Linked DNA regions of Homo sapiens: regions 1, 3, 4, 5, 6 and 7 are each linked to region 2. A link is a contact called in ENCODE Hi-C or POLR2A ChIA-PET data. All regions are on one chromosome and are shown on one strand. The core of a region is the stretch at or near the end of the contact, and the rest is flanking DNA. Distances in the headings are between cores, read along the strand shown. Region 1 overlaps PALM2AKAP2 (PALM2 and AKAP2 fusion). Region 2 holds the start of DNAJC25-GNG10 (DNAJC25-GNG10 readthrough). Region 3 holds the start of ALAD (aminolevulinate dehydratase). Region 4 holds the start of FKBP15 (FKBP prolyl isomerase family member 15). Region 5 holds the start of SLC31A2 (solute carrier family 31 member 2). Region 6 holds the start of ZFP37 (ZFP37 zinc finger protein). Region 7 holds the start of CDC26 (cell division cycle 26).

Region 1 (4,022 bases), core at 239-2,738, 1.7 Mb after region 2:
TCTTGGGCAAGTTGGTTAGCCACACCAAACCTCAATTTTCCACTCTGTAAAATGAGGATAATAATACCTACCTCACAGAGTTATCAAGAGACTAAAACTAGATAGCATTCATGACAGCATGTGGCAGACAGTATTATTGCCCCCAAATCCTTTCTGCCTTCCCTGTGGGAGGATTATATATCCTCACTCATTGTCAAGAGATCTGCAGTGCTGCTCTATGGGAGGAGGATACTCCCCTACCCCATTGGTGCCAGGCTTGGCCATGTGACTTGCCTTGGCCAATGGAATATAAGCTACACGTGCCACATCCAAGCATGACTTTAAGAGCCACTATATGGTTCTCCTAGTACCCCTTTCTCTCTGTCATAAGAATGGCATGTTCCATATAGGGGCTGATCCTGCAGCCTGGGTCCAGGAATGAAGACACCTAGAACAGAGCTCCAGTAGCAAGAAAGAAACCATTACTGGGGTTGCCTGTTGCAACAGCATAATGTAGAGAGAAGGCCAACTGGTATACAGTGCCTGTCACAAAGCAAGGGTTTAGTAAACCTTTGTGGAATGAACAAACACATGCTGAAGTTTCTACCAGATCAACTGCTCCAGTGCTTTTGATTCTTTTGGGTATGACATTCAATCACTAAGATAAATTTAAGGTGGCACTTTGTGGCATAAAAAAGAAGTAGATTTTTTTTTAACTGAATGAAAGTTGATCCATTCTATTAGGGTATAGCAGTGCCTGTGTCCTAAAAACCCTATCCAGGGTTTCTTTCATGGATTATTGATTCCAACTTATAGCCTATATTAACTGAGTCTTTTTGCTTATGTGTATTAAGCCATTATTGGTAAAAGGTGTATTAAGCCATTATTGGTAAAAGGTGAAAGATTTATATGATCTGAAGAGAAACCAGAGCATTATTAAGCCATTATTGGAGAGCAGGGTGCTAAGTCCGTTATACATATTAGCATGTTTAATCCTTGCAATTGTGCAGGAGATATAGGGAGACAAAAGTCACGTGGTACCCAGGGGCAAGGTAATGTTTGTGAACTTTGTCTCCTCGTAACACTGCACCAGAATTTGCAAAGGCTAGCATCTTTGTGGCATTCCCTGCAGACTGGTGGTGGGGTCATATGCACACCCCTTGGCTTCCTCTTCATTATGCCCCTAGTGGCAGGGGTTAGGGGAGGTCCCAACATTGTCTATAGTATACTGATGGGGAAACAGGCATCAAAGCATGAAGAATACGCTAAAGGTCATCCAGCCAGTCAGCAGCAGAGCCTAGACAGGAAGCCAGATGCACCAGACCTCAGAGCACTAACCTCATGCCATGCTGTCTCCCACGTTCATCCACAAAACCATATTCCCTTCTGCTTCTGCTTCCAGACTGAGTCATACTCACCCTAAGCTGGCACAGTCCTTCAGATTGAAGCCACTGTTCCTCCTATATCAGCAGGTTCCCCAAAGAATACTCAAGACAACGGAATGGTAAGAGACAAGTAGTATTGGGGAAGCTAGAATGAAGCTTTCATTTCCTTCTGATCCACACCTATGTTAGGCCACTCACTGTGAAGCCTGCTGACTTATGCTTGCAGGTGGGAACCCACCAACAACTCCCACCTGTTGAAGTTGTATTTATAGGCAAGGCCCTGCATGAAGCACCAATGCTATTCAGAGCTGCTGAAGATATGGTCCCTTGTCCTTAAGGAGTTCCACCTTAGTAAAGGGACAGATGTGCAAACAATGAACTTGATTACAAGGTCTTCTGAACAGGAGTTGAGAACAGAGAATTAGTAGATGTGCAGATGAGAGACGAACTCTGGTGGAATATCAGAGACAGCTTCAGAGAGTAGGCAGCATTTAAGCCTGGCTTGGTAGAATGAGTAATCTTTCAACGGGCAGGAGTTGCAAAGAAGTGTGTCTTGGAGGAATGGCTTGCTCAGGGTAGGAGAAATGGTCCCTGTGGGGGCTGTGTAGTGTGCAGTGGGTCACATGCCTAGAAACACAGGTGGAAATCAGATTTTGGAAGGTCTAAATGCCAGGTCAACAAGATCTGGTTTTACACTCTGCAACAATGTATCTTGGCTGGGCGCGGTGGCTCACGCCTGTAATCCCAGCACTCTGGGAGGCTGAGGCAGTCGGATTGCCTGAGGTAAGGAGTTCGAGATCAGCCTGACCAACATGGTGAAACCCTATCTCTACTGAAAATACAAAAATTAGCCAGGCTTGGTGGCGAACGTCTGTAATCTCAGCTACTTGGGAGGCTGAGACAGGAGAATCGCTTGAAGCCGGGAGTGGGAGGTTGCAGTGAGTCAAGACCGGTCCATTGCACTCCAGCTTGGACACCCTGCACAAAACAGGTTCAGACCTGAGAGGCAATTCAAGTCTTTCTTGAATGTGTGGGGCACTGGAGACAAAAGCTCTGAATGGCCTGGGGCTTGGAAACACTATGAACACAAAGAACACAAAGAGCAAACAGACCCCTTTTCTCTGTAAAAAAAAAAAAAAAAAAAAAAAAAAAAAAAGGGACTAAGAGTGGGATAAACATGGAAGCCTGAAGTTCAGCATTGGATAAGGAGATGGATTCATTCACTGATATTTACTGAGCACTGCTATGTGCCAGGCATGGTTCTAGGCATTTGGGAAACATCAGGAAATAAAGATCCCTAACCTCCTGAAGCTTTCTTTCTAAGGAAACTTTTATTTTATTTTATTTGAGACAGGGTCTTGCTCTGTTGCCCAGGCTGCAGTGTAGTGGTGTGATCGGCCTCCTGGGCTTGAGCAATCCTCCCACCTCATCCACCTGAGTAGCTGGGACTACAGGTGTATGCCACCATGCCCAGATAATTTTTTAAATTTTTTTTGTAGACACAGGGTCTCCCTATGTTGCCCAGGCTGGTCTCAAAACTCCTAGGCTCAAGTAATTCTTCTGCCTTGGCCTCCCAAAGTGCTGGGATTACAGGCATGAGCCCCGGCACCTGGCCAGGAAATTTTTAATATTCACAGGCACTTACTATTTTCCAAGAGCAACTCTATGTGATTATGCACTTATTAACTTCAGTCTTTACAAAAACCCTATGAGATAGTACTACTATCCTAATTGGACAGATGAGTAAACTGAGGCTGTGAGCTATTAACTCATCCTGGGTCAAGGCAGTAAGTGGCAGTGCTGAATGTATCACCAGGCAGCCTGCCCCAGAGGCAGGCTCCATAGTCCTACACTGTAATTCTTTTTGCATTGTAAGTAGTTGTAAGAGGAGGCTGGATTTTAGTTTCTTGGCTCACTAGGTAAAGGCTGTCCTTGTTTCCAGCTTCTACCCTAACCCCTTGAAGATTCTACAGTTCACTAAGCTCCACATTTCTAGAGGTGAAGAAGGACTCACTGCTCCCTCCTGAGTGCTCTAAGGCAGCGCTCCTCAAAGTGAGTGGCCCACCAATCCGTGTCCCTCCACAGTTGGTTACTGATCGGTGACCAAGTGAGTGCAGAAATGGAAAGAATATGTTTAGAACCCTTAATAACAATTTATTGAATCTAATAATAAAAAATCAGTACCTGTATTCTGTGTGTCTTTCAAAAATTTTACTTTTCTCATCATTCACTTTCATTGTACTTTACAAAAGTACTGTTCTGAGATGAACTGGAAGCTTAAAAGAAAAAAAACAAAACCTAATCCTTTACCATAGATAGAGAGGGACATTGTTCTCAGGGAGTTCAAGTTCCCAGGGCTGGATAGACTGCATCCCTGAGAACAGAGGGACCCTAAAGGCAAGGTCTAGGAAACATCTGTGTGGGCACTTCCTGTGTTGCACTCTCCAGTCCATTTCTAGAAGATGAGTGGGTTTTGTGCTCCCTTGCCTGGGCAGAGGCTACTTTTGGTCAATGGGCCTTCAGGTCTTTTGCAAAAGCCAAAAGTTCACTAAAGAGATGAAGCTAGGCATCCTGGTGGGGTTCGGGGAGGGGTGCACTTTCTCCCAGAAGCAGTAGAGGGGAGGGGCTGTAGGCTGCACTTGGGGTGGGGTGGGGTGA
Region 2 (4,146 bases), core at 837-3,336:
TAATGGGATAACTGATATACAATCCAAATATCACTATCTTTAACCTAATTATCTATATCATCCTAACAACTACTGCATTCCTGACACTCAACCTAAATTCAAGCACCACAACCTTATTACCATCTCGCGCCTGAAACAAATTAACATGATTAACATCCCTAATCCTATCAATTTTACTATCCCTAGTAAATCCCATTATGATTTCACACACTGGTCCAGGGCTCCCTCACGCACCAGCAGGGCTTCTGGCTGACTACAAGGAACAGAGGTTGGAGCTTCATATGCTGAAGTGCCTTGGATGGAGAGTTCTTTCCTATTTTTTCTGGAGTCTTTTTTCCATCACTTTTTACATAATCGGCAACAAAGCCCTTTGGGGCCTCAGCACTTTCCCAGTTCCCCAGCCATCCCTCAGTTAACTGCCAATAAAAATTACAATCTCACTAACGCTAGTGAGAATTTAATGAACTAGGTAAATTAAATTTTACCTAGTTCAATTCACCTAGTTTACCTAGTTCAGGGCCCGCCCCTCCACCACTCATTTTATGACTCCAAATTATCCAAACTGCTCTGGAAGGCATCAATAAAGTTGTTAGCTCCTTGACTATTTTCAGCTCTGGAAAAACAATCTGGAGGAACAATCCAAGGTAAAATTATATCCACTCAAAGTACAATCATTAAAAGCAGGCTACCTGGCAACATAGAAAATTTTGCCTCGGGAAAAAAAAAAAAAGGCTAGAAAAGAAATACTTTACAACTACAATCGCTGACGCATTAGTATGATGGGGCCCTTCAAGCAGTAATACCACCATCAAGTACGATTTATACTTCGTGATGTCCTAGATGGTTTGATTTTTTGCAGTAGTAGAAGAAAACAGCATCGGGCTAAATCTCTCATCCCCACAAGACTCAATAAAACCTGTCAAATGAAATACAAATACATATTCACAAAATATTTCCTACTAGAAATTCTCAGAGTTTTGTACCCAAGTCATTAAGCACCTATTTATGGATCCTATGGAAAGGGGGGCGGTTCGCACACTTATCATTTAATCCCCATAATAACTCTGAGAGGAGGTATCATGGCCTTAATTTTGCATATGAAGAAACAGCTATTTCAACATAATAAGTCACTATCCAAGGTCATACAGGGGTGTCACAGCAAAGACTCACATCCAGCCTTTTGACTGGTGTTCATTGTTCTTCTCAGTGTTTTCTTAGTTCCTTAAACCCAAACTAAGCGTCACCATTAACACTATTTCCAGAAACCAATTTTCTGTCATATCAAACTGATGCGATCACAGTTGTCACTTGATATTCGAGACTTTCCCTGTTGTGGGCTACCCCAGATCCTACTAATAATGATCACCCTGCTTTTCGAATGTGAAATGCACGTTATTAAAATATTTTCACGAAATCGTAAGATGGCCAAAGTTTTGCATAACAATGTCACAAAAAGGAAGAGGGCAAGGAGGCTAGCTGTGCCCCCCAAGGCCCCGTGGGGCCGACTCGGCTCTTTCACAGGGCCACGTGGGAAACGTGAGTATCTTAAAGGTCGCGGTGGTGGCTGTGCTCAGTTTCGGGGTCACAGAGGCCCACGCTCCGCGGACCGGGGTCGGAAGGCGCCGTGGGCTTCCCGCGGCCAGTCTTCGAAGCCCCTCCACGCCCGCAGGCCTCACCTTGAGTGTCTCGTAGGCGGTTGCCACCAGCAGGAAAGCCTCCTCGGCGCTCTGCGGCGTCCGCCCGGGGCCCTCGTCTCCGGGCTGGGGCCGGTAGCGGTCAGGGTGGTAGCGCCGGGCCAGCTGGCGGTAGGCCCGCGCGATCTCCGCCTTGCCCGCCGAGCGGCTCACGCCCAGCACCTCGTAGCAGTCCCGCGTGCCGCAGTAGAGCCCCTCCACCAGGGCCCCCGCGGGCCGCACCAGCAGCAGCGCCGGCAGCAGGGGCGCCAGCAGCATCCACCAGCGCCGGCCGGCAGCCCCGGCTCCCCAGCCGGGAGAGAGCAGCGGCGCCCCCATCCCCAGCCTCGCTGGCGGCTCTGCCACCCCAGCGATTCTGCAGCACTCAGCCGCGCGCCCGGCTAGTCCCGTCTGGCCCCAGCTACACGTCAGCAGCCGACGCCTCCGCGCAGGCGCACAGGGCGCGGCTACAGCAACTACTTCCTTCGCAACCCGTTGGTAGGGAGAAGGACGCCTCAGCCACTAGGCTGCTTCCGGTGTGTCACTGAACACCTTCCCCGTACCAGCAGCTGGAGGATTTGTTTGGTAGCACCTGGGGGATGGCTCTGTCCCGGGCGCACTTAGGCGGGCTGTGCGGAGCGCTTTACCTTCCACAGTGTCCGGCACACGCATCCTTTTCGACATCATCACTTGACCTGCTGCAATAGGTAACCTACCTGGCTCTCTCGCATCCCGTTATCAGCGTCAAGAAGATTTGCACGTAGGCCTTTAAAGCCAGCCACCAGCCCCGGGCGCCTTCCTCTCACTAACCCCATGCTGCCTTTCCAAACGGAAGATGAACTTAGCAATTCTAGGCGCTGCCTGTGTACTAGGTAGGGACCCTGAAAGTTCATAGCCATCTAGTTCAGTTTTTCTCAGCCTCCACGCTATTGACATTTTAGACCAGATAATTCTTTGCCTTTGAGGGGCTGCCCTTTGCATTGTAAGATGTTTAGCAGCATATCTGGCCTCTCCACACTAAATGCCAGTAGTGCCACCACCCCCAGTCATGACAATAAAAAATCTCTGTACGCGGGTCTGTGCGTCCACCTTGGGCTGCGCGTTCCCGGGACAACCTGCTGGAAGGATCAAGCGATCCTTCCAAAATGCTAGGATTACAGGCGTGAGCCACCGTGCCCGGCCTACATTTGAATTTCAGATAATAATTTTTTAGTATAAGTATGTCCAAAATATTGCATGGGACTATATGGCAACATGAAAAACTTTGCCTCAAAAAATCTGTTTCTATCATTCATCTGGTAAATGTTTATTGAGTCTCTACTCTGAGCCGGGCACTGTTACTTAGGCACTGGGGATACAGTGGTGAGCAAAGTAAACAAGAAGCTCAACTTCAGAGAGCATATATTCTGATGGAGGATGACAGTCAGTAACAAATAAATAAACGTTCAGATATAATCAACTCTTTTAATAAAGTGAAATCAAATACTGATACATAGCATTATATACTTATAATACATAATGAATATACATTATAATTTTGTATTTCTCATTGAATAAATATATATCTCTCATTACATATATCTCCCTCATTACATATATAATATATATAATCTCATTACACATATATGTCTCTGTCATTACATATATAACATATATGTGTCTATTTTTCACCTCAGCCCACTAAATATTGCATGGGACTATATAGCAACATATACAGTTATATATGTAATGAGAGAGATACATGTATATGTAATGAGATACAAAAGTTATATATATAATAACAATTTTGTGTATCATATATGCTTATTTACATTTGTATCTCATATATGTTTATATATGCTTATATATGGCTTATATATATGCTTATATATATATATAATGAGAAAGATAAAATGAATGGAAACACATGGGAGGGTCTCCTGAAATTATTAGGATCGGGATCAATTACAAGCATCAATTCCAGTAGGAGCTGACAGCTAAACTGACTTTGGAGGACGAATAGAGAATGGCTTGAAGGATGTGAATTAGAGAGGAGTTTGGGGACAAGGGAGTGTGAAATAAGTACCAAGAAGAGAAACGAGCCATGGGCAAGAAAAAAATAATAATAAAGCTTTTCAAAAAATGAAAGACAACCTATATGACTAGGAGTAGAGGTAAGGAGTGTAGGAGATGAAACTGGAGAAAGCCAAGTTGCAAAGGGTCATTTTATCCCATGTCAAAGAAGTTGTTCCTTATCTTAAGAGCAATGGAAAGGCCAATATGGGGTCTTTGAGCAAAAAGTGACACCTTCGGATTGACATTTCAGAACCATTACTCTGCCTGGGAAAATGAGTTGGGATGTATCAGGAAGACCATTAGGAGACAGTTATGAGTCCAAGTAGCCTGTAATCCCAGCACTTTGGGAGGCCGAAGTGGGTGGATCATCTGAGGTCAGGAGTTCAAGACCAGCCTAGCCAACATGGTGAAACCCCAT
Region 3 (4,299 bases), core at 338-2,837, 1.8 Mb before region 2:
AACCTCAGGGAAGGAATGAGTGTCAGGAAAGAAATGTCGGGCAGGGAATCTAGGAAAAAACAAATAATAATTGCCCCTATGGAGTGTGGTTATTAGCAGGCATTGCAGAGAGAGCCCAGTGTAACATGGGGCAAATTATTTAATCTAGCTGGCAATTGTTTTCCCAATCCGTAAAGTGAGAATAGTAACATCGTTGCTGTCAAGATTAGATAAATGAATGTAAAATGCATGGTACTGTCCCTGACTCTTTAATGCACAGCAAACATTATTTGCTTTCTATCCCCTTCCTTGTTGAATACAGATCAGAACTCCAGTAGCTGGAAACTAAGCAGTGTCATATTTCCCTAGCCTTACGCCGCTAGGCCCCTTAAATTTAAAATATAAAGTATACAACAGGTTTGGGGTACAGATTTTGAGAAATTTAAAAAAAAATTTTTTTTTGAGACAGAGTCTCCCTCTGTCACCCAGGCTGGAATGCAGTGGCATGATCTCAGCCCATTACAACCTCCGCCTCCCGGGTTCAAGCGATTCTCCTGCCTCAGCCTCCCGAGTAGCTGGGATTACAGGAGCCCGCCACCACGCCCGGCTAATTTTTTGTATTTTTAGTAGAGACAGGGTTTCACCATGTTGGTCAGGCTGGTCTTGAACTCCTGACCTCAAGAGATCCGCCCGCCTTGGCCTCCCAAAGTGCTGGGATTACAGGCGTGAGCCACCGAACCGGGCTGAGAAATAAAATCTGAGAATAAGTGTAATGTAACCCACTAGTGTCCTCTACATTTGAAAGTCAACTTTTCAATAATCCCTGAAGAACCACCTGAAAGGCATTGCTTCGCTAGGGCGATGATGCCCGATCGCCATTTTACTCATCCAATCCTACTGGTTTACCCAGGCCCCATAAGCCTCACCAGATCCCTCTTGCCTCTGCACATCTCCAATCTCCATAAAGACCTTTGATCGGATCTATCATTGTACCTATCATAGGTCTGATGCCCCTATCAAGACTTGGAGTTTTCCTAAACGCCCATGTCTTTCACATCACATCTCTCAACTCATAGCATTGCCGTACCCTGAGAAATAAATGAAGCTGGTACAAATTTTCTCTGAAAACTTGGAAGCCTGGCGCTGAACTCAACAACTTTAGCTTAGTCCGCAAAAATGGACTTAGCTAATACTGTGTTAGGCATAATGGTGCTGTTTTAACGGCTTTGACATCCAATTATTCTTTCACCAAGCCATTAACCAGAGCCAAGTTTGCCCTAGGCTGGGCAAAGGAATGCTGTGAAGTGAAACCTGGGCTGTAACCGCCTCCGAGGCCGGCTCACACCCAGGGACCCTCCCAAGCGGTTCCTGCGCCCCCTCGTGGCCTCCCTCCTGCAGTTCGCTGCACAAGCGCAGGGCCCGGAGCGGGGACGGGCGGGCCCTCCAGGCCCTCGACACACCCAATTGGCCAGGCCTCGTTGCGTGTGGGCGGGGCCGCGGCTGGAGCGGAGGAGCCCCCCAGAAGACCGCCTTCAGGGGGCGTGGCCTGGACTGTGGAGGGGGCGGACCGTGGGGAAGCTGCTTCCGGGTGAGCCCCCCCCGCTCTTACGCGGTCTGTGGGAGACCGGAGCGGGAGACAGCGGTGACAGGAGCAGCGGCCGGGAGCCCTTAGGGAGGCAGGTGAGCGGGGGCTGGATGCGGGGAGATAGCGGGCCTGGAGGGCGGCTCCAGGGCGAGGCGGGGACTGTGGCACCAAGAGTCCTGCGTCCCCAGATTGTGCTGTGCGCCTGAAGCCCTGGCGGTGCAGCCGTGCACGGAGTCCCGTGGAGCGTTTGTTTGGGCTGGATTATCCCGCTGCAGCCGAGGTTGGGGGCCCGGGTTCGGGGCTCCGCACCTCTTCTCTGGGGTTCACCCTCTCGGATACCGCCTGGGCAGACTCCATCGATGCAGAACCCGAGGTGCGGGTGGTGGTTGGTGGGGGGGTAGGGAGGTGAAAACAATAACAGCCGTTTTGTACTAAGCGTTGCGTGCATTGACCATTCATTTATTTTATTTATTTATTTATTTTTGAGACGGAGTTTCGCTCTTGTTGCCCAGGCTGGAGTGCAATGGCGCGATCTCAGCTCACTGCAACCTCCGCCTCCCGGGTTCAAGCGATTCTCCTGCCTCAGCCTGCCAACTAGCTGGGATTACAGGCGTGTGCCACCACGCCTGCTAATTTTTGTATTTTTAGTAGAGATGGGGTTTCTCCCTGTTGGTCAGGCTAGTCTCGAACTCCCGAGCTCAGGTGATTCGCCCACCTCGGCCTCCCAAAGTGCTGGGATTACAGGCGTGAGCCACCACGCCCGGCCTGACCCATTCATTTCTTACAACAACCCATTGAGGTCGGTTCTAGTCCCCATTTACTAAACGAAGAAACTGAGGTCACACAACTAGAAAGCTACAGAACTAGGATTTGTACCCACATCTATCAGACTCCAGAGCCCACATACTTAACCATCCTGCTACCAACAGCAGCCAGGCCCAGAGTCTGGCTCACCCAAAGCTCTCCACAAGCCCAACCTGCTGGGAAACAGATTTGATATCTATCCTTAAAGTATGGAGGTGTCATGGTGGGCACTGAGGACTGGGCTGCTGGAGACCTTCCCCCAGATCTGCCGCTGACCCACTGCGTGATCCTGGGCCTGTGTCTACCCCTCTCTGAGCCCAGTTTCACCCTTGTTTCAGTGATACAATCAGCAAACTTTAAGAAGACTCTTAGCCAAGATATTCTAGGATTCTGGGAATGGCAGCTTCTCCTACGTCTAAATGGCTAACCCCAGAGGCGATCAGGCTCTTCAAAGCCCCAGGGCAAGGCTGGGGTCTCATTCTTCTCTTTAATCCCTGTGTCTAGCACTTCAGCAGGCCCATAGTAGATATTCAAGAAATGTGGGTTGGCTGAATAAACACTTCATCTCTTTTCAGAACTGCATGACAGCTGCTCTCCTGGGCCTTTGTGGGGCTTTGGATTTCTCAGTTCTGGCCACCTTCTATCTAGCTGGCTCTCCTGACTGCCTCCTCCCTGGCCAGTGGCAGAGCCTGCCAGGGCTGGCAGCAGGTCCTAAGCCTCTGTGCGAAGACCCACAGCCTCTGGAATCCTCAGCATAGTACAACTTGCAGGGGTGGGGGGTGGCACATGAAGCTCATAGCCCCTCCTGGTAGCAGTGCTCAGGGCCCAACTTCAGTTACTCCCAGTTTGGGGATGTTGCCTTCCATGGGAGGAGATACTTTCATATTAAATCTGAAACACTTCTTATCCTTCACTGTCCCCTCTTCCATGAAACCACCCTTGACTCAGAGACACAGTCCCTCTGACAGCACCTGGTCCACCCCTCTACTCTGGCAGCCCGGTGGTGATTATTTTGTTTTTCCTCCACCACATAACCTGCTGGAAGGCAGGGACTCCACTTCAGAAATCTTGGAAAACCCTGTGGCCCACAAGGGTTTGAGCTCATATTCCCATCTGGTGAGGTGCAGAAGGCACAGAGCTGTGCCAGGACATCTCGTTCCAACCCAGCCCCACTCCTAATAGTAATAAAAGTAGCTACATGTTTACTGTGCAGCTACTTGGTGCCAGACACCTACCTTATCCCTATCAATAATCTCCACAGCCTTGCAAGTTAGAGATATCATGCCTATTTTGTAGATTATGAAATGAACACTGAAAGGTCAATTACTTTGCCCAAAATTACACAGCAGAGCATAGACCAAACCTGGGACTGTCTGACCCTGAAACATGGATCTTTCTGCACCGCCCTATACTCTGCGTCCCAGCAAAGCTAACCTGTCTGATGTGGTTGGGCAGAGGTGCTGGACCTCCTGGCGGCTCGCTCCTGTCTTCAGTGTGGTAATGTCACAGGCATTTAAATTGTGGTTTGCAAGCTCGCTTGATTTGGGAGAAGTGCCCTCCCAGTCTGTGAAATTCTCCCAAACTCTAAGGGCCTTTTTGCAAAGCAAAACCCACCCTGCATTTGGCTCTGCCAATATGTGATTCAGGGGGTGTTTTCCCACTCACAGAATGGAGTGGGAAACTCCACTTATTAAGTACCTCTTACAATGGAATGACTCTATGGTGTAGGTATCAGGGCACTGAAATAGAAGCCAGGAGCTGCAGGGTCAGTTTATAGCTCTGTATGTCACTCACTGTGATCTCCAAAAGTCCCGTTGCCTCTTTATACCCCATTTTCCACATTAAAGTGTAAGGGATTAAACAGGATTGGCAATTTTCAAGCTTTTAATATTTTCAGCACTGACAGCCGTTTCTCAAATCAAATCTGTCTC
Region 4 (4,287 bases), core at 454-2,953, 1.6 Mb before region 2:
TTCCATGTTAAAAATACCATAGATAATGTAAGCCAGGGGCTAGCAAGCTCTTTCTGTTAAACATTTAGATGTTTCAGTGCTGCAATCACAGTGACCGGTGTTGGGGAGAGGGATTAGAAAGTGCCATGGTACTTAATCCAGTTACTCCCCCAACACCTCCAAGAGGTAGCCAAGTTCACACACTAAACAGAGCTACTGCAACAGTTCTAGTGCTAGTCCTTAGATTCTAGTTCCAGTTCCGGTTCTAGTGCTTAGATTCCAGTTGCATCATTCCAACTGTGAGCCTTCGCTGCTTTAACATCTTTGCCAGGAGGTGCAAAGTTCTCTGGGAGGGAGCTACCAATCATTTCATTTCAATTTCATACTGACAGATTGAAACATTCACGTAAGGGACACCTGTAGTACCAACCTGACTGTGAGGGGAAGCCCAAGAACTCCAGTGAGTCTGTGGACGCTACGCTGGGACACTATCTCCTTAGCCACACCTTGTCTAAGCCAGGACTACCCCAGGATTGTTTCGAGAATGATACCAGGTTAACCAAAGAAATACTTATGTAAGATACAGATAGGGTGGAAACTGGAGGCAGAGGAGTCCGCCACAATTGATGTTGATTTAGGGCTGTCGCAGGAAGACCCAGGGAAACCCACGCCAAAGTTGGGGTGGGGATGTGTCTGCCTCCAAAGTATCCTCCTTTCCATCACCCACCGCCAGAATATCTTAGCTCTTCTGCACCTCATCCGCGTAGAATACAGGTGGACTCTAGAAAGGGGACTTTCCTCGAGGTGTATGCTACAGTCTTTCAATAGTCACTCTGTAAGGGCACACAGTGCTTAAGGGCTGATAAGGTTCTTGTTCACCCACTAGCTCACTATGTCCTGAATCAAAGGACGAGGAATCCAGTCTCAGTCTGCCCTTTACTCTTTGTGACCTCGGACTAGTCACCCGGGTGCTTAGTTCCTTCGTCTCCCTATCTGTAAATTCTGAGATTACGAGGAGGCCGGGATTGAAATCCATGGCCTCTGAGCTCTAAAATCTTCTGGACCAGCAGGCACATGGAAGAACTGGACAAATGGCCGGTTGCATACACGGGGAAACTGAGGCACCGAGCACCCCGGCCCAAGGTCACTCTGGCTATGCCACTGCAGGGGCCGGGCCGAAGCCCCAGTCTTTAACCCTCCAGTCCCGAGCTCTTTCTCCTTCCGCGGAGCTGAGGAAAGCGGCGAGGAAGGTCCTTGTCCCGCTGGGAAAAGGACGGTACCCATGCACAGGGGTGCGAAAGAGGGGCCGAGAGAAGCCTTACCTTTCCAGGTCAAGTCCAGCCACTAGCACCTCTCTCTCCGAATCTTAACCCGTCACCCCCTCACGACTCTTCGAACGGCCCCTCCACTTCTACCCGGCTCGACGTGTCCACCACCGCCACCGAGGCCGAGGATTTCCCGCCCCCTCCCGCCCCCTAGCATTACCGACCAATCCCTGCAAGGGGCTGTGAAGCTCCGCCCCGCTGCGGGCTGGAGAGGCCTGACGTCACTCGGCGCTCGTGCCCGCGCGAGCCTCTCATTTGCCTTTGCCCCACCTTCTCCAGAGCCCAGTCTACTTTCGGTCCAGAGACCGTGCTGGAGTTCGCCCTGCCGGAAAGCAGCACGCCGCCGCGGCATTTTACGACGTCGGCGGTGACAGGCCCTGGGACTCTGGGAATACCCAGCTTCCTCCCCGCAACCCGGTGAAAGCCAACGCAATGTTCGGTGCGGGGGACGAGGACGACACCGATTTCCTCTCGCCGAGCGGCGGGTGAGTGACTGAGAAGTATGCGCTGGAGGGCGTGGCTGAGAGATACCGGCGGATTGTTGGAGGGGGGTCGATCTCTTCTCAGGCCTTTTCCCAACTTCCGGGGGGAGACCCTTGCCACATTCCGGTGCTCTACACCTCTCAGAATCTGGGCAGAACTTGCAACTGTGCTGACCCTGCCGATCTGAGGTTCGGGACCCGGCATCTCTCTTGGCGGGAAGATAGCCCTGGGTTTGCCTTTTGCATTCTGGGTCACAATTTCTCCGGTGAAATGGGAATGATTGCTGATGAGACTTCCTGCCTCAGAATTTTTATAGGAGTCAGCTGGGGCTGATGTGAGACTTCTTTTCTCCATGGAGAAGGCGAAGACACTTTAGAACCAGGCCTTGGTGGGTCAGCTCTAGCATTCTTCAAGGCCCAGCTCGGATGTCACGTTTTGGATGCTTTTCCTTCTGCAACCTCAGGCAGAATGAATTGCTTTCTCTTCCTTATTCCTGCAGCTAGGTGTGTTTGCCTCTATTCTTATACCCCGCACCTATTAGATTATGAGTCCTCACCGGACAGGGACTGCTTATGGTGTTCATTTCTGTCTAGCATGCAGCATGGTACCTAGCACATAGTGAGTGCTCAGGAAGTGGCTGTTGAATGAATAATAGCTGCGAAATTGCACTTTGTAAAGCTTAAAGCTTAAAACCAACGTAACAGACTTCTGTCATTCTCCAGTTTCCCCAAGCATTATATTAATATATACCAGCCTGGAATAGAAATCTTTAAAGAGAGGAAGGGTTTTGTCTCTTTTAGTAGTCAGTTTAGCCTTTTCCATTGTGTTGTGCCAGTGGACAGCTTGACTTCCTCCAAACTTGTGAGCTACCAAGCTCTGATCATTGCAGAGCTTTTCTTTGAACATATGCTTAACAAATTTTGTGCGTGCTGAAGAATGTACTGGAAAAATGACAAATGCACCACATATGCCCCTTATTCTGCTAAATGCTAAGAGGTTACAAAAATGATTAAACTGCTGTGCCTGCCCTTAAGTTGCTTCCAGATCTGTTGGGCCATGTGGTTTCTATTGCAACCACAAATACTCAGTTCTGCCTTGTAGGGTGAGAGTAGTCATAGACAATACATAAACAAATGAGTTAATAGATGAATGACCATAAAATGACACTGGCCTTCTTTTGTCCTTAAGTAGGAATTTTTGATTTACACTGACTAGCTCTATATTACCTACCTTTTAGTCTTTTTCACTCTCACCACTCTGTTCCCTTCCTACCCCGTCTTTAGATGGCCTGCATTCACTTAGTTCCACTTTGAGTTCTTTCCGTTTCTCAGTTATTTTACAGTTAAGCTGTGCTTTTGTTCCTTTTTTCCCTATTCCACTTTAAATTCGCATTCTTCACTATGTGAAAGTATTTGGGAGAAGTCTGTAATGTTAGGGCTCCCAATTTTCATGCAACAATCAGTCCAAGCTGACTGAAAATTATGGGATAGGTAATGACAGCCATGTGCTCTTTTCCAGATTCCTGGCCAGAGATAAATTCTTGGTGGCTCAACTATTCTTTTTTCCTGAGCAGGCTTCTCAAGGATCTGAGACACTTGAATTCTAGGCATGTGACTGTGCTCCTAGACATAGACAACAGCTAATTTGATGGTAAAAGACATACTGAGGAAAGTTATAGTTTATTTTTGTTCCCCACAGTTATCAGGAAAACCAAATCAAATTTAACACTGAGAATACAGAAAGTTTCACCACAATTCTCTGATTTAGCTATTCCTTTTTTGGTTTTCTCTAAGGAAGTAGAACATATGACAGTGAATACTGCAGCTACTTTTCACTTCCTCTTTTATAGCCATATATTACTGTAAGTATACTTGCTTAAGTTCCAAGTCTCTTGATTTAAACACATGATTTGCTTGATTTCATGAAGGATATTCAAGCCTAATAGAAGTAGGAGTATCTGATAATCTGCCTTCTGAGTTTCTAGGCCTCTTAGAGTTTACTATTAATCTAGAAGTAGTAATCAGGAGCCTTGTTTTTGTTTGTTAGTTTGTTTTAGCCCATTCCTCACCGTTGTGGGAAGTAATAGTAATGAACTAATAGTACTTGGCTTCAGCTAATCCAGATAGGAATAAGGCACAGTTTCTGCCCCTAAGAAACTTTTATTTTAGTAGTAGAATAAAATCAATCCAGGAATAATAATCACAAAGCATTTTTAAGGGGCCAATTATGTATATATTTGTTTTAGATTATAAAGGTATGTGTAGGCAGATCCGATTAGCATAGTAATGATAAATCACCAGTCTAAAGATGGTAGAAAGATAAATTAACCGATCATCAGAAAGCATTTTGAGTTCTGTAAAAGATAGGAAAAAGCCTAGATTCAAATGTTGATTCTATCCCCAGTTAGGAATGTGACTTTGGACAGATTATCTTCCATCCTTGTCCCTCCATACCCCAACCTATTCAATAATGAGGTTTGACCTAGATAAACTTTGAGACC
Region 5 (4,023 bases), core at 1,524-4,023, 1.5 Mb before region 2:
CAGGGACTGGGCTCACTGGAGACCGTGGAGCTGCAGGACAGAGAAAGAAATGTGAAAGCATCTGATTGGACAGAACAGCCACACAGCTCTGTGTCTTCTGAGGGACTGCATGTGCCTGTACCACGTTCACCTTCCATTTATTATGTGTCACTCCCTGTGACATCTCCGCAGGTGCCTACTATTATTAACCTCTTTAACAAGGAAGGTACATAAAAGCCCACTTATCTCCCCATGGTCACTCGGCAATCAGGTACCCAGAGCCAGAGAGTTTTCTGGAAAGCCTGTACTGGTTCTCAAACCTTAGTGTACTGGGTGTTTCTGGGACAGGTGTTTCTAGGACAGGTGTTTGTTGGGGGTCACACTTTGAGAAATCATAGGAACCATGATGGTCTCCTGTCAACCAGTAGGGACTGGTCAAGTAAATTATATGAGAGCTTCAAAATGGAAATCTAGGCGGTCACATCACAACATGATAAAGATCATGTTGAAGACTTTAAAAAATGTTGAAGAGTTTAAAAATAAGAATAGCTTTTACCCCCCACCCCCAATGGCACTAGCTCAATGTAAAAAGCTGACACAGTACCGAAAAGAAAGTAAAAAATCATTTTGAGTCTTACTACTCAGAGATCTCTCCTGTTAGGCTTTCAAAAAAAAAAAAAACATTTTGACACAGCAAAATGTTTACGCAAGATTGATATACAAAACCAAACAGGTACAAACAATACTGTGAAACTCCATTTACACCGGAGATGGCCTCATCCTCAGCAGAAGCCTCTAGCACCATCTCTGCCAGGTAGAGGTAGGGGTGACACCCATCACCCCTTCTCTGAGTCCATTTGGTAAAGCAGATGGTATGAATGGAATGTCCCTAGTGGCTAATTAATCAGTCAGGGAGTTGCCATAACTGGTTTCCTTCTATCATCCTTGGGCCTGGGCCAGTTATCTTAGGAGCCCAAAACAGCCCAGACATGTTTTGCCATAGACCTGAACACCCACAGAACAGTAAGAGTAATTTGAAAGATTTCTTTTTGTTGTGCTAGGTCTGTGCAGACCCTGGCGATACAGAGATGAATGGGACAAGTCTTTGGCCCTTAGGGAGCTACCTGTCTATGAGGGGGGACATTTAAGTGAGCAAATAATTACAACAGGTTGTAGGTCAGAGAAAGGGAGGCACAGTGGAGGCTCCCTGGGGGTGCTGGGGACCAAGCCGCCTGAGAGACACCTGCCCTGGCCAGAGAGCAGTTGGCTAGGATGGTTCTGAAGCCAGAGAAGCAGGAGATAGCTGGGAAGATGAACTGTATGGTTTGTTCAGAGCTGGAAACACCCACGGAGTCCGAAGCCCCAGAGGGACGAAGACTCACCTGTCACTCAACCCTTTCTACTTTTGCCTTTTTGCTAGAGGAAAAGATGGAAGTCAGCACACCCTGACTTGAGAGAAGCGATCTGGGCTACAGTTTTCAATTAAAGGGCTTTGTGGTCAGATAGGCAAGGGGCAGGGCCCCAATCTTGTTTTCCTACTTGGGATGAATCTTGGCCTCTGAAAGTTTAACTGATTTGTGCTTTTTTCAGGGTGGGGCTGTGGTGAAGGAGGGAGCAATCCCTGGAACTTGTTTTCTTCTATATTTCTTCATTTGGGGTTACTTACACTTTGAGAAAAGCTTCCTTATTTGTAAACAAGGGTTGGGAAGGAGATGAAGGTCCCAGTTGCTAGGCTGACTGGCTGGGGAACTTTTGCAAGTGCTTTCCATCTATTTCCCTTTTTAAAGGACGGCTGATCATTTCACTAAATGGCCTACATACACTTCCTATATCTTTTTTTTTTTGTTTTGTTTGTTTGAGGACGTCTTGTTCTGTTGCCCAGGCCGAAGGTCATGGCTCACTGCAGCCTGGAACTTCTGGGCTCAAGCAATCCTCCTCATCCTGCCTCAGCCTCCGAGTAGCTGGGATTACAGGCGCCTGCCACCACTTGTGGCTAATTTTTGTAGAGACGGGGTCTAGCTATGTTGCCCAGGCTGAGCTTCCTGTATCTTAAATTCTATGACATTCTTCATGGGATGAAGAAAATGATATGACTTCTTCAAAGACGAACGAGTCTTGCAAGCTGTCGTTCTCTCCAGCCCAGGTGAACCCTACCAAGAAAAACAGCTTGTCTGAAACGCTGTTTTCTGACTGAAAGTGTAGGGAAGCTGGAAAGTAGCTGGTTCTGTTTTATTCCCCGAAGAATCAGGCTACAAACTTGACAAGAGCAGGGCCGGGGATGTGCGCTCGGTGTGCGCGCGGGGCTGCGGGCTGAAATGCGCCGGGGGTTTCCCTTTCGTGGAAGCCTTCCTGGAATCTCCCAAGGCGCTGCTCTCCGCCCTGGGGCGCCGGCCAGAGGTCCGGGGCCGGGGGCCCCGGACCCAGCTGTCTTCAGCCACCGCGCCCCCACTCTCAAGCCGCGCCACCGCGGGCGCTCGGTAACTGCTCGCCTAGCCGGACTGCCTCCCAGCAGGAGGGACAAATAAAGAGGAAAACCACAGAGCCACCGCAACCTATACCTGCCGCGTCCCCCAACCCTGTTCCAGCTGTTGGCAATGCTGCCAACACACCCTTCACCAGCCCCGGGCCAGCGGCAGCGAGGATTCGGGGTGCCGAGATGGCAGCTCCAGGAGACCCCGCCCCAACCGCCCACCCTCTTCACCGTAGCGCCCGGCCCTTACCGCCATGGTGAGTGCGCAGGGCGGGCGCCAGGGCCGCGTCTGCTCGCTCGGGTCTCCTCGCTCCGAGTCAGTTCAACCGCCGCCGCCGCCGCCGCCGCGATAGCTACCCTGGCCGCACGGATCACGTGGTCCGGGCGAGGCGGCGCGCGGGCGCCTGGGAGTTGTGGTCCCCACACGCGCCCTACTTCGGCGTCCTCGGGCGCGCCCCCTGGCCGAGACCCAGGCGCCTCGCCCCAGGTTCCCAAGGGCTGAGGCTTGGCGTTCCCGGAGTCGCGAGCGAGAGGGACCACCTGCTGCCCTCTGTCTTCGCCCTTCCTGTTTTGCACTTGGCTTGTCTTGGCGATTATGAGAATGTTTATTGCTCATTGTAATAAACTACCCCAAGCGTAACATATATTGAGTTGAAATGGGCAAGTCCGTGCTATGGACGCAATAGCAACACATTTGGAGTAAATTAAGTCAATTATGCCCTAGATTTTTAGTGTAGTCATTACAAGATAATTACATTTTTCTTTTTAGAAAAATATTTTCCAATCTGATAAGCCAAAAGGAATACACCCGTGTAATTTTGTTTTTCTTTGATTACTAGGGTAGTAAACTATTTTTCTTACGGGTACTTCCATTTCTGTGTATTGCCTGTTCATTTCACTGATCCAGTTTTTTGATGGGGAGTTTCTTGTAGGGTGAGGGATTTTTAATGGTTATTGATTCTTAAGCATATTTAGGAACCCTTTGCTAATCAGCCTATGAGTAAAGAGGCTCTTCAGAGAAACCTTACTAAGGACAGTATTAGCAGAGACCTTGAGCCTGGAGCTAACCTCAGTTCACATCCATACGCATCAACTATTGGCTTTGGGACCGTAGGCAAATAGCTTACATCTCTGAACCTCAGTTTTCTGGTCAGTAAAATGAAAATAATAATAAAATCTATGTCATAGGGATTAAATGAAAACATACATGTTAAATTATCATGTAACCTGGCAGTGGGAGCTTGTTCAGTAAATGGTAGAATCCTCAGGGTCACACAGCTTTTTTTCTTTTCTTTGAAACAGAGTCTCGCTCTGTCGCCCAGGCTGTAGTGCAGTGGCGCGATCTTGGCTCACTGCAACCTCCATCTCCCGTGTTCAAGCAATTCTCCTGCCTCAGGCTCCCGAGTAGCTGGGACTACAGGCGCGCACCACCATGCCTGGTTAATTTTTGTATTGTTAGTAGAGACGGGGTTTCACCATATTGGTCAGGCTGGTCTTGAAATCCTGACCTCGTAATCTGCCCGCCTCGGCCTCCCAAAGTGCTGGGATGCTGGGATTACAGACGTGAGCCATCT
Region 6 (3,939 bases), core at 220-2,719, 1.4 Mb before region 2:
TAAGTAGGTGAAGAGTAATTTCAAGCCATCAATTATTTTTCAGTCTTCACTGAGTCCTTAGTTTAGTATTGCTGGATAACAAATTATCACCAGCTTTAGTGGATTAAAGTATCACAAACCTATTATCTCACAGATTCTGTAACCTGGAAGTCTGTGTATATCATGGTTAGGGTGATGGTTAATTTTATCGGTCAACTTGACTGGGCTAAAGGATGCCCAGAAAACTGGTGAAACATTGTTTCTGGGTTTGTTAGTGTGTTTCTGGGAAAAGATTAGCATTTGAATTAGCAAACTGAATAAAAAAGCCCCCACCAATGTGGGTGGCCACCACCTAATCCACTGAGGGCCTGAAAGGACAAAAAGGAAAAGGAAGGGTGAATCCTCTTTTCTATTTTTTTTTAATCTTTAACTTTTGTGGGTACATAGTAGGTGAGTATATTTATGGGGTACATGAAGTAGTTTGATACAGGCATGCACAGTGCAATAATCACATCATGGAAAATGGGGTATCTATCCCCTCAAGCATTTATCTTCTGTGTTACAATCCATTTATACTTTGTTATTTCGAAATGTACAACTAAATTATTATTGGATATATACACCTGTAGTGCTATCAAATACTAGGTCTTATTCCTTCTTTCTTTTCTTTTTTTTTAAAAACCCGTTAAGTATCCCCACTTCCCTCCCACCTTTTCTTTTTTCTTGAGCTGGGACATTCATCTTCTGCCTTTTGACATTGGAGACCCTGGTTTTCTGGCCTTTGGACTCTGGACTTACATCATCCCTACCCCTCTCCACTCTTTTTCCAGTACCTTGCATAGCGCAGCACCTAACCTGCACATATTCAATGAATGCAATTAATGCATGAAATGGCGCATTAAGGAATTATTTCTCCAAGTGCTTGATTATTCTGGTGAAATATCTTCACCAAACCCGGGCTCTCACGGAGGAGTGGTGTGTTTACTTAAGTTTCTGTTTCAGTTTTTCTTATTGTTCTTATACTATATATGAAAAGATTTATCGTATATCTCAAAGATTAACGTCCTCTCCCTATAAAATAATGTTATTTGTTCGATCAGGCTTTTCTCCGTTATGCTTCCAATTTCTCGCATCCTGCCTTTCTAAAGTCCGCACTAAGCGTTGTGATTCCCGGACTTCTAGCCGCTGGCCGCACTGACATGTATTCGGAAAAGCAATTCCAAATTCTGTAAAATATCTTCCGGCAGTGATGCGATCCGAACTCCGGCAGTGGGTTGTCAGGCCCAGGTCAGTCCTGTAGTGCGTAACGGAACTCGGTTCCGGCTGGCTCTGATCGCATCACTCCTGCATCCTGCAAGTAACGCCCTCGCCAGCTTCCACCTCCCGATCTAATTGTCCCAGAAGTCCCCGCACTTCCGCTGTACGGCTGAGTGTTTGCCAAGATGGCCGCGCCCGTGCGCTATTACCGAAGGGCGCCGCCATCGCGGCTGCCGGACCCGCTAAGGCCGCCCTCCGGGTAGCCGCCATGTCGGTCTCCAGCGGCGTCCAGATTCTGACAAAGCCAGAGACCGTGGACCGGAGGAGAAGTGCGGAAACGACCAAAGAGGCCGGGCGACCACTGGAGATGGCTGTGTCCGAGCCCGAGGCCAGCGCCGCGGTGAGAGCTGTGATGAGACAGGGTGTTTTGGCGGTCAGAGATGGTGTACTTGCGGGGCAGTGATTGGAGTAGTCTGTGACGATAGGTGATTTGGGAATTGGTGGAATCGATGCTAGATGGTCTTTTGGGAGGTCGGTGTTCTGAGTTATCTGTGGGGTTAATGATTTGGCTTTAGGATATCAGTATTAGGAGGGATCTGCAGAGACAATGATGGGGAGGCGTCTGTGGCAGTCACCGAGTGTCGGAGTTTGGAAGGAGATCAGAAATGGAGGCTTTGTGATGTGTCAGAGATAGGGAAGGACCGTGGGGGTTGGCGGTTTGGGATGTCTATGGGAGCCAGCGATTATGGGTGCCTGTGGTGGTTAGAGCCTGGGTTATCAAAGAGGGTCAGTGTTAGGATTTGGGAAATTCAGTGATTGGGAGCATCTGGGAGCATCAGAGATTGGGGCTTGGGAGTCAGTGACGGTGATGTCTGTGGAAGTTTGATTAGCAGTATCTTTGAGGGTCAGTGGGTAATGGAGGAATCGGGGGGCCAGTGAGGGGGGAATATGACTGTTGGAGTTTGGGGAGTCAATGTTGAGGTGTCTCTGGGGATGGTAGATGATTTGTATGTCATCTGGGGAGAAAAGGTAATTGGGGATGTATGCAGGTCAATAATTAGGTGGTGTCTAGCAGTAATAACTGTGCTTTGAGTAATGAGGTGATTAGTAGGAATTAATGATTGAAGATCCTCTATGATTCTGTGACTAGAAGTCTAAGGGGGTCAGGAGTTTGAGGGGATTGCTGCATTTAATGATTGAGGGTTCTTTGGTGGTCAGTGATTGGAGATCTGTGGAGGTTAATGATTGTTCTGTGGAGAGTGATAGTTGGGAACTTGCAGAGATCCATAATTGGGAGAAGTTTGTGAAGGTTAGTGATTGGGGAGTATTTGGGTGTCAGTGATTGAAAACTTGCAGGAACAGTAGGAACAGTCTGTAAGATGAGCATTTATTTTATGCCAGGGGGTATTTTTTATTTTATTTGTTTGGTGTTGTTGTTTTGCAGTCCCTGCTTTGTCCTCAAAACCAGGGAATGTTTTAAATGCTGGAGACACACCAGGAAACAAAACCAGAATCCCTCCCTCAATGACTTACATTATAGAAATATGAAAGATATCATAAAATATAAACAAATAAAATTATTCCAGACACTAATAAGTGCTGAAGTAAGTAAAAGAGGATGGTGTGGTACAGAGTGATTGAGGGTAGGGAGTGCATGACTTTAGCCAGGTTAGTCATGGAAAGCTTTCCTTAGCAAATGACAGTTGGGTTGAGGCATAAATCATCACAAGGAGGCAGCCATGCAGAGATCTGAAGAAAGAGTGTTTCAGGAAGAAATAAACATCAACTGCAAAGGACCTGGGGTAGGAGTAAACTTGGTGTGCTTAAAAAAGAGAAGGAAGATTAGTGCTGTTGGAGCACAGTCAGAGGGAAAGTAGAAAGCTGTGAATCATAGTGGTAGGAAGGTATCAGATAATGTAGGATTTTATTGGCTAGTGTAAGGATTTGGATTTTATTCTAGATGCAGTGAGAAGCCATTGAGTTTAAGCAGGGGAATGATCTGTTCTGACTGACACCTTGAAAAGATCACCATGGCTACCTCATGGAAGACGGACTGCAGAGGGGCAAGAGTAGGTAGATATAGGGAGGTCAGTTAGGAACTTTTTGCAATAGTCAAAGACAAGAGATTATGGTGATTTAGAATAGAGTTGTAGCAGCAAAATGAAATCAAATTCAGAATACATCTGGAGATAAGCAATAGAACTTACTAATGTATTGATATATGGAGTATGAGGAAAGAGAAGAATCGAGATTTACATCTAGACTTTTAACCTGAAGAACCGGATGGATGGTGATTCTATTTTCTGAATGGAAAGGGTTATGGTGGAAAAGACTAGATTTGGTGGATGGAAATGGGATCTGGGGTGATGTCAGTGGCTCTATTTTGGCCGTGTCAAAATGCTCATTGCACATCTACCTAGAGATATTGGGTAGCCACTATATATATGAATCTGGAACTTAGGAAAGGGGTGAGCTAGGGAACCATTTTTGAAATGCATCACAATAAAGATGGTATTTAAAGCCTTAAGATTGGCTCGGGTCACCTAGGAAGAGAAGACAGATAGGGAAGAGAAGAGAGCCAGGGACAGAGGGCTGGGTCACTCTGACATTTAAAAGTCTGGTAGAAGACAAAAAACAACAGAGAGAATAAGGGGTGCCCATTGAAGTAAGAGGAAAACTGTGCAAGTGGGTGTCAAAGTAGCA
Region 7 (3,991 bases), core at 1,095-3,594, 1.6 Mb before region 2:
TTGAACCCCCACCTCAGAACCCCAATTAGCTGGGAATACAGGCACGTGTCACCATGCCCAGCTAATTTTCTACTTTTTGTAGAGATGGGGTATCACTATTTGCCCAGGCTGGTCTTGGATTCCTGGGCTCAAGCCAGACTCCCGCTTCTCAGCCTCCCAAAGTGCTGGGATTACAGGTGTGAGCCACCAGGCTTGGCCACTATTACTTTTATAATAAAAAAAGATAGCTCAGTCAGGTGCAGTGGCTCACGCCTGTAATCCCAGCACTTTGGGAGGCCGAGGTGGGCGGATCATTTGAGGTCAGGAGTTGGAGACCAGCCTGGGCAACATGGTGAAACCCAGTCTCTACTAAAAATACAAAAATTAGCTGGGTGTGGTGGCGGGCACCTGTAATCTCAGCTAATCGGGAGGCTGAGGCAGGAGAATCCCTTGAACACAAAAGGCAGAGGTTGCAGTGAGCCAAGGTTACGCCACTGCATTCCAGCCTGGGCAAGAGAGTGAGACCCTGTCACACACACACACACACACAAAAAGATTTCACTTTGGGTAAAAAATAATTACAAAACTTCAAAAGGGAGAATATCATGAACCACTCTAGCTGCAAACCAATGCCAGAACTATGTTAGATCTCCAGAAGACAAATGGAATCAATCTGAATCCAAATGTACACTGAATTTTTGATAAGACTGCTCACTCATAGAAGAAAAACTATATAACAGATTGTAAGAAAAAGGCTCTCTGCATGATAATAAGGGGGTAGGCAAAATACAGCCTTATAGCTGCAAGTTTAAGAATTGAAATTCTGCCGGGCACAGTGGCTCACACCTGTAATCCCAGCACTTTAGGAGGACGAGGCGGGCGGATCACAAGGTCAGGAGTTTGAGACCAGCCAGACCAACATGGTGAAACCCCATATCTACTAAATATACAAAAATTAGCCGGGCGTGGTGGTGTGCGCCTGTAATCCCAGCTACTCGGGAGGCTGAAGCAGGAGAACTGCTTGAACCCGGGAGGCGGAGGTTGCAGTGAGCCAAGATCGCACCACTGCACTCCAGCCTGGCGACAGAGCGAGACTCTGTTTAAAAAAAAAAAAATTGTAATTTTTTGACATTATAAAACTGTGGTATTTAAGTTTAGAAAGGTATTCATTACACAAAGAGGTAAAGATGGGCTCACAATTTGCATCTTACCAGAGGTTATATTAATATTTCCAGCTTCGATCCCTGCTTTAAGTCCGTCTTTCCCCAAAATCCCAGACTCTCCTTTGGCCAGACGCTCCCTCTCCTTCTCTTCCAAACTTCCATAATAGATGTGTGGTTTCTTCACGACCGGAGCAACTAAGTCGTCGGGTGCTTTAGTTTTGGTTGCCTGCTAAATCAAAGATCTGCATTAAACTAAGGTTTAATCTTGGCAATTTACCGGACTTCACCAGAGGATGAAGCTCACCCTGAGTTTCACAGTCCTGTTTCCTCTGTAATTGAAAGGACAAATTGGACACTACTTAAGACGCTCTTCATTGATTTGAGGAGGTGAAGGTAGGGTGAGGGTGTTTCAGTCCCTCACTTTGGTTGATGGGATTAATAAAACTAGTGAGGTTCTCTCGGGTATTTTCCTATGAAAGGTTTGCTCTGAAATCTGTTTACTTCATTCCGTTGGAAGTGTTCAATCTCGTGTTTTATGCTTCCCGGATTACTGCTTATCACTGGGGAAATACTAAGGATAGATGAAATAACCAACGCGGTGCTAAAGGATAACAAGTTACAACATTACAAGTGTATACATTTCAAACGTTCCTAGACGTGAGGTAGTAGGAGTTAGTAGGTCTCATTAAAATTCTGAGATCTGCCAAAGGCATAAACCTTGGCCAAGACACTTCCCTATTTCAGAGCACCGTTACTGGATGAGTCGGAAGAGATGCTTGCCCTTTGGGGCTGTAGTGGGAGAGGTGCAAATAAGCTACAGTCCACGAAAGCGCTTAGGGATCAGGAAAACGGTGGTCCGCTGTGTAGGACACCGCTGAGTCCCGCAGCCTTCCTCCTCAGCCCTCCACCGCCTTCTCCCGCTCCTTAACGGCCCCTTCCCGCAGAGATCCCCTTCCCCCTTAGCGCTCCCTGCCAGAGTGAGCTGGGATCCCGGGCTCTGTACCGTGGAAGAGGCTCGCGAGGAAGCCATGCTGGGCTCTGGAGCCGCGAGGCCCCAGCGAAACCCGAACACTCCCTTTCAGACCGTCCACCGCGCGCCCAGCAGAGGGGAAGTGCGTCACTGACAGGAAGTGCGTCACTGACAAGACGTGGGCCAAGAGGGGTCACCGCCCCCGGAGCGGCGCGGAGCATGATGGAAGTCGTAGTAGGAAATGGCGTCGTGGCATTGAGGGGCATCCCTCCTAGAACCTCCAGGAAAAGCTCGCGGAAGACGAGGTTCTGCGGAGAGAGAGGCTCCAAGCAGTCTGGGAAGTGTAGTCCAGTTGGCTTAGCAGTAGTTTCGTTGGGGGGGAGCCGAGGTTCCGGGAAGGGGCTAGGCCGGCTTGAAAAGAGGTAGGTGAGTCGACTCGCGCGGCTCGGGGCTGAACTCTGGAGCGAGTCAAGGGCTTCCGGGGTCCGCTGTGCCCCCCGGGCGTACGGGGGCGTTTACGTCTTCTTGGAGCCGAGGACCATGTTACCATAGAAACCCTTGCCTGGGCTCCGAGGTACAGGCCTGGAGCTAGGGGACGAGGACTGTTCTCCTCCATGGTCCGGAAGTCTTCCCAGGCTCCCCCTCTGAGCTTGATGGCTCGGCGGTGGATTTGGGCTGCGGCGGGAGATTAAGCTAGAAGAGCCCGCTAGTGCCAAAGTCAAATAAAGACCCGGCGGAGGAGCTTCGGCCTGATTTTGTTGATTTGTCTTCAGCCTGGTCTTTGTATCAGATTGAGAGTAAGATGATGGATAGGAAGGTGTCAGGTAACTCTGTACGTCTCTCTGCCCTGCTGGATGCTGGGGCATTAGAGACGAACAGGATAAGGTTTTTATCCCCACATGGGCGGTGGGAGATCCTCAAAATATTGACGTTTCCCTAGCTGGCCAGATCCTCATGCAACCCCCTAGAACAATTACAGCAATAATAGATGTTATTTATTGAACATTTATTAAATGCCAAATAATATTCCAAGAGCTTACTCTGTATTACGTTATTGACTTCCTACAACAGCAGAGTAGGATACAGATGAGGGAACTAAGGTCTAGTGAGAAATGAAACGAATTGTTCAGGATCGGTGGTGTAGTGGGATTAAAACCTGTGCCCTTTAACCTCTACAGCCAGCACTTTTAACTGTTAATCTATACTGCTCCCTAGTGGCCAGTTTTTTGCAGTTTGCAGAAAAGGTAAAATGTATAGATTTTTTTTTCCCCCTTTTAGGTATCCCTATCCCTCTCTTTCCCTCTTTGGAACTTTGGCTTTCTCTACCATTTGTCTGCATTGGAATCTGGTAGAAGATAATGCCTGATTTAGTACAAAGGAATTTGAAATGTAATGTGCCAGTGTTTTGTGTTGATAATATCACCTGTAGTATCCTAAGCTTCATGGGAGAAGGAACTATTTCTTCCTTTGTATACTTCACAGTCCTTAGTTTCATCCTAGATACGTGTAATAATTTGTATCTGTACATACTTTCAAGGAGTTTTCACTTCCATCATTTTCACTTAATGCTTATCATGTTGACCTTTATAATTTTTATAGGAGGCTAAAATTATTAACCAAACTGAACAGCTTGCTTCGATGACTTCTTTATGTGTGAAATAGGAATCATTTTGTCAACTTCACAGGGTTTTTGTGTTAAAATAAGAATGTAAAGAATGGGAATGGAAAAACAGCACGGTGCTCAAGAATGATCTCACCTTCTAGTCAACAAACATTTACTGACTGTTTTTATAGATACACTCTAGGGGATGCTGTGGAGAATATACAAATGATGCCATCAACAGATATTAAACTCAGTTGGGGGGTTGTGTTTTCTCAA

Evidence for each region. Hi-C counts contacts between places; a loop is a spot of excess contacts on that map. ChIA-PET counts read pairs that join two places held with the same protein, here RNA polymerase II (POLR2A). Pooled maps may share reads with other maps.
Region 1: a loop to region 2 is called in a pooled map, with 5 times the contacts of the local background. The contact joins the enhancer-like site here to the promoter of DNAJC25-GNG10 in region 2. A Hi-C loop is called at or near these places in 4 of 50 pooled maps.
Region 3: a loop to region 2 is called in a map of B cell, with 8 times the contacts of the local background. The contact joins the promoter of ALAD here to the promoter of DNAJC25-GNG10 in region 2. A Hi-C loop is called at or near these places in 2 of 168 maps with a recorded cell type or tissue (B cell and CD8-positive, alpha-beta T cell), 2 of 37 single-sample maps with no recorded cell type and 8 of 50 pooled maps. POLR2A ChIA-PET finds 5 or more read pairs at or near these places in 1 of 52 experiments (CD4-positive, alpha-beta T cell).
Region 4: a loop to region 2 is called in a map of CD4-positive, alpha-beta T cell, with 5 times the contacts of the local background. The contact joins the promoter of FKBP15 here to the promoter of DNAJC25-GNG10 in region 2. A Hi-C loop is called at or near these places in 2 of 168 maps with a recorded cell type or tissue (CD4-positive, alpha-beta T cell and CD8-positive, alpha-beta T cell), 2 of 37 single-sample maps with no recorded cell type and 10 of 50 pooled maps.
Region 5: a loop to region 2 is called in a map of B cell, with 35 times the contacts of the local background. The contact joins the promoter of SLC31A2 here to the promoter of DNAJC25-GNG10 in region 2. A Hi-C loop is called at or near these places in 1 of 168 maps with a recorded cell type or tissue (B cell), 2 of 37 single-sample maps with no recorded cell type and 11 of 50 pooled maps.
Region 6: a loop to region 2 is called in a map of ascending aorta, with 5 times the contacts of the local background. The contact joins the promoter of ZFP37 here to the promoter of DNAJC25-GNG10 in region 2. A Hi-C loop is called at or near these places in 1 of 168 maps with a recorded cell type or tissue (ascending aorta), 1 of 37 single-sample maps with no recorded cell type and 7 of 50 pooled maps.
Region 7: a map of CD4-positive, alpha-beta T cell shows a loop between it and region 2 (10-fold over the local background). The contact joins the promoter of CDC26 here to the promoter of DNAJC25-GNG10 in region 2. A Hi-C loop is called at or near these places in 3 of 168 maps with a recorded cell type or tissue (B cell, CD4-positive, alpha-beta T cell and CD8-positive, alpha-beta T cell), 1 of 37 single-sample maps with no recorded cell type and 11 of 50 pooled maps.

The regions. Positions count from the first base shown.
Region 1 is chr9:109,969,782-109,973,803 of GRCh38, reverse strand. All of the region lies in intron 6 of PALM2AKAP2 (PALM2 and AKAP2 fusion), which reads right to left. Among named protein-coding and RNA genes, the nearest start is that of PALM2AKAP2, 190 kb to the right of the region's middle. RefSeq lists an enhancer at 1,323-1,532. Within about 2 kb of position 1,488, at least 5 of the 41 ENCODE cell types and tissues checked have a DNase peak (open chromatin) inside an H3K27ac peak, as active enhancers do.
Region 2 is chr9:111,629,274-111,633,419 of GRCh38, reverse strand. DNAJC25-GNG10 (DNAJC25-GNG10 readthrough) reads right to left here and starts at 2,086. Exons shown (of 3, transcript NM_004125.4): 1 at 1,677-2,086. The coding sequence starts at 2,012. It overlaps DNAJC25 (DnaJ heat shock protein family (Hsp40) member C25), which reads right to left and starts at 2,086. Exons shown (of 4, transcript NM_001015882.3): 1 at 1,677-2,086. The coding sequence starts at 2,012. It overlaps LOC107987116 (a long non-coding RNA gene), which reads left to right and starts at 2,217. Exons shown (of 2, transcript XR_001746897.2): 1 at 2,217-2,380. RefSeq lists enhancers at 1,353-1,402, 2,133-2,222 and a silencer at 1,753-2,042.
Region 3 is chr9:113,398,572-113,402,870 of GRCh38, reverse strand. ALAD (aminolevulinate dehydratase) reads left to right here and starts at 1,587. Exons shown (of 12, transcript NM_000031.6): 1 at 1,587-1,659. RefSeq lists silencers at 1,276-1,635, 1,786-1,835 and an enhancer at 1,851-2,431.
Region 4 is chr9:113,218,693-113,222,979 of GRCh38, reverse strand. FKBP15 (FKBP prolyl isomerase family member 15) reads left to right here and starts at 1,703. Exons shown (of 28, transcript NM_015258.2): 1 at 1,703-1,789. The coding sequence starts at 1,737. It overlaps SLC31A1 (solute carrier family 31 member 1), which reads right to left and starts at 1,436. Exons shown (of 5, transcript NM_001859.4): 1 at 1,302-1,436. RefSeq lists enhancers at 525-714, 1,555-1,664, 1,775-1,904.
Region 5 is chr9:113,149,757-113,153,779 of GRCh38, reverse strand. It overlaps SLC31A2 (solute carrier family 31 member 2), which reads right to left and starts at 2,773. Exons shown (of 4, transcript NM_001860.3): 1 at 2,700-2,773. The coding sequence starts at 2,705.
Region 6 is chr9:113,054,254-113,058,192 of GRCh38, reverse strand. ZFP37 (ZFP37 zinc finger protein) reads left to right here and starts at 1,469. Exons shown (of 4, transcript NM_003408.3): 1 at 1,469-1,636. The coding sequence starts at 1,505. RefSeq lists an enhancer at 1,269-1,838.
Region 7 is chr9:113,273,925-113,277,915 of GRCh38, reverse strand. It overlaps CDC26 (cell division cycle 26), which reads left to right and starts at 2,344. Exons shown (of 4, transcript NM_139286.4): 1 at 2,344-2,534. PRPF4 (pre-mRNA splicing tri-snRNP complex factor PRPF4) reads right to left here and starts at 2,258. Exons shown (of 14, transcript NM_001244926.2): 1 at 2,146-2,258; 2 at 1,191-1,368. The coding sequence starts at 2,172. RefSeq lists enhancers at 2,271-2,610, 2,378-3,233.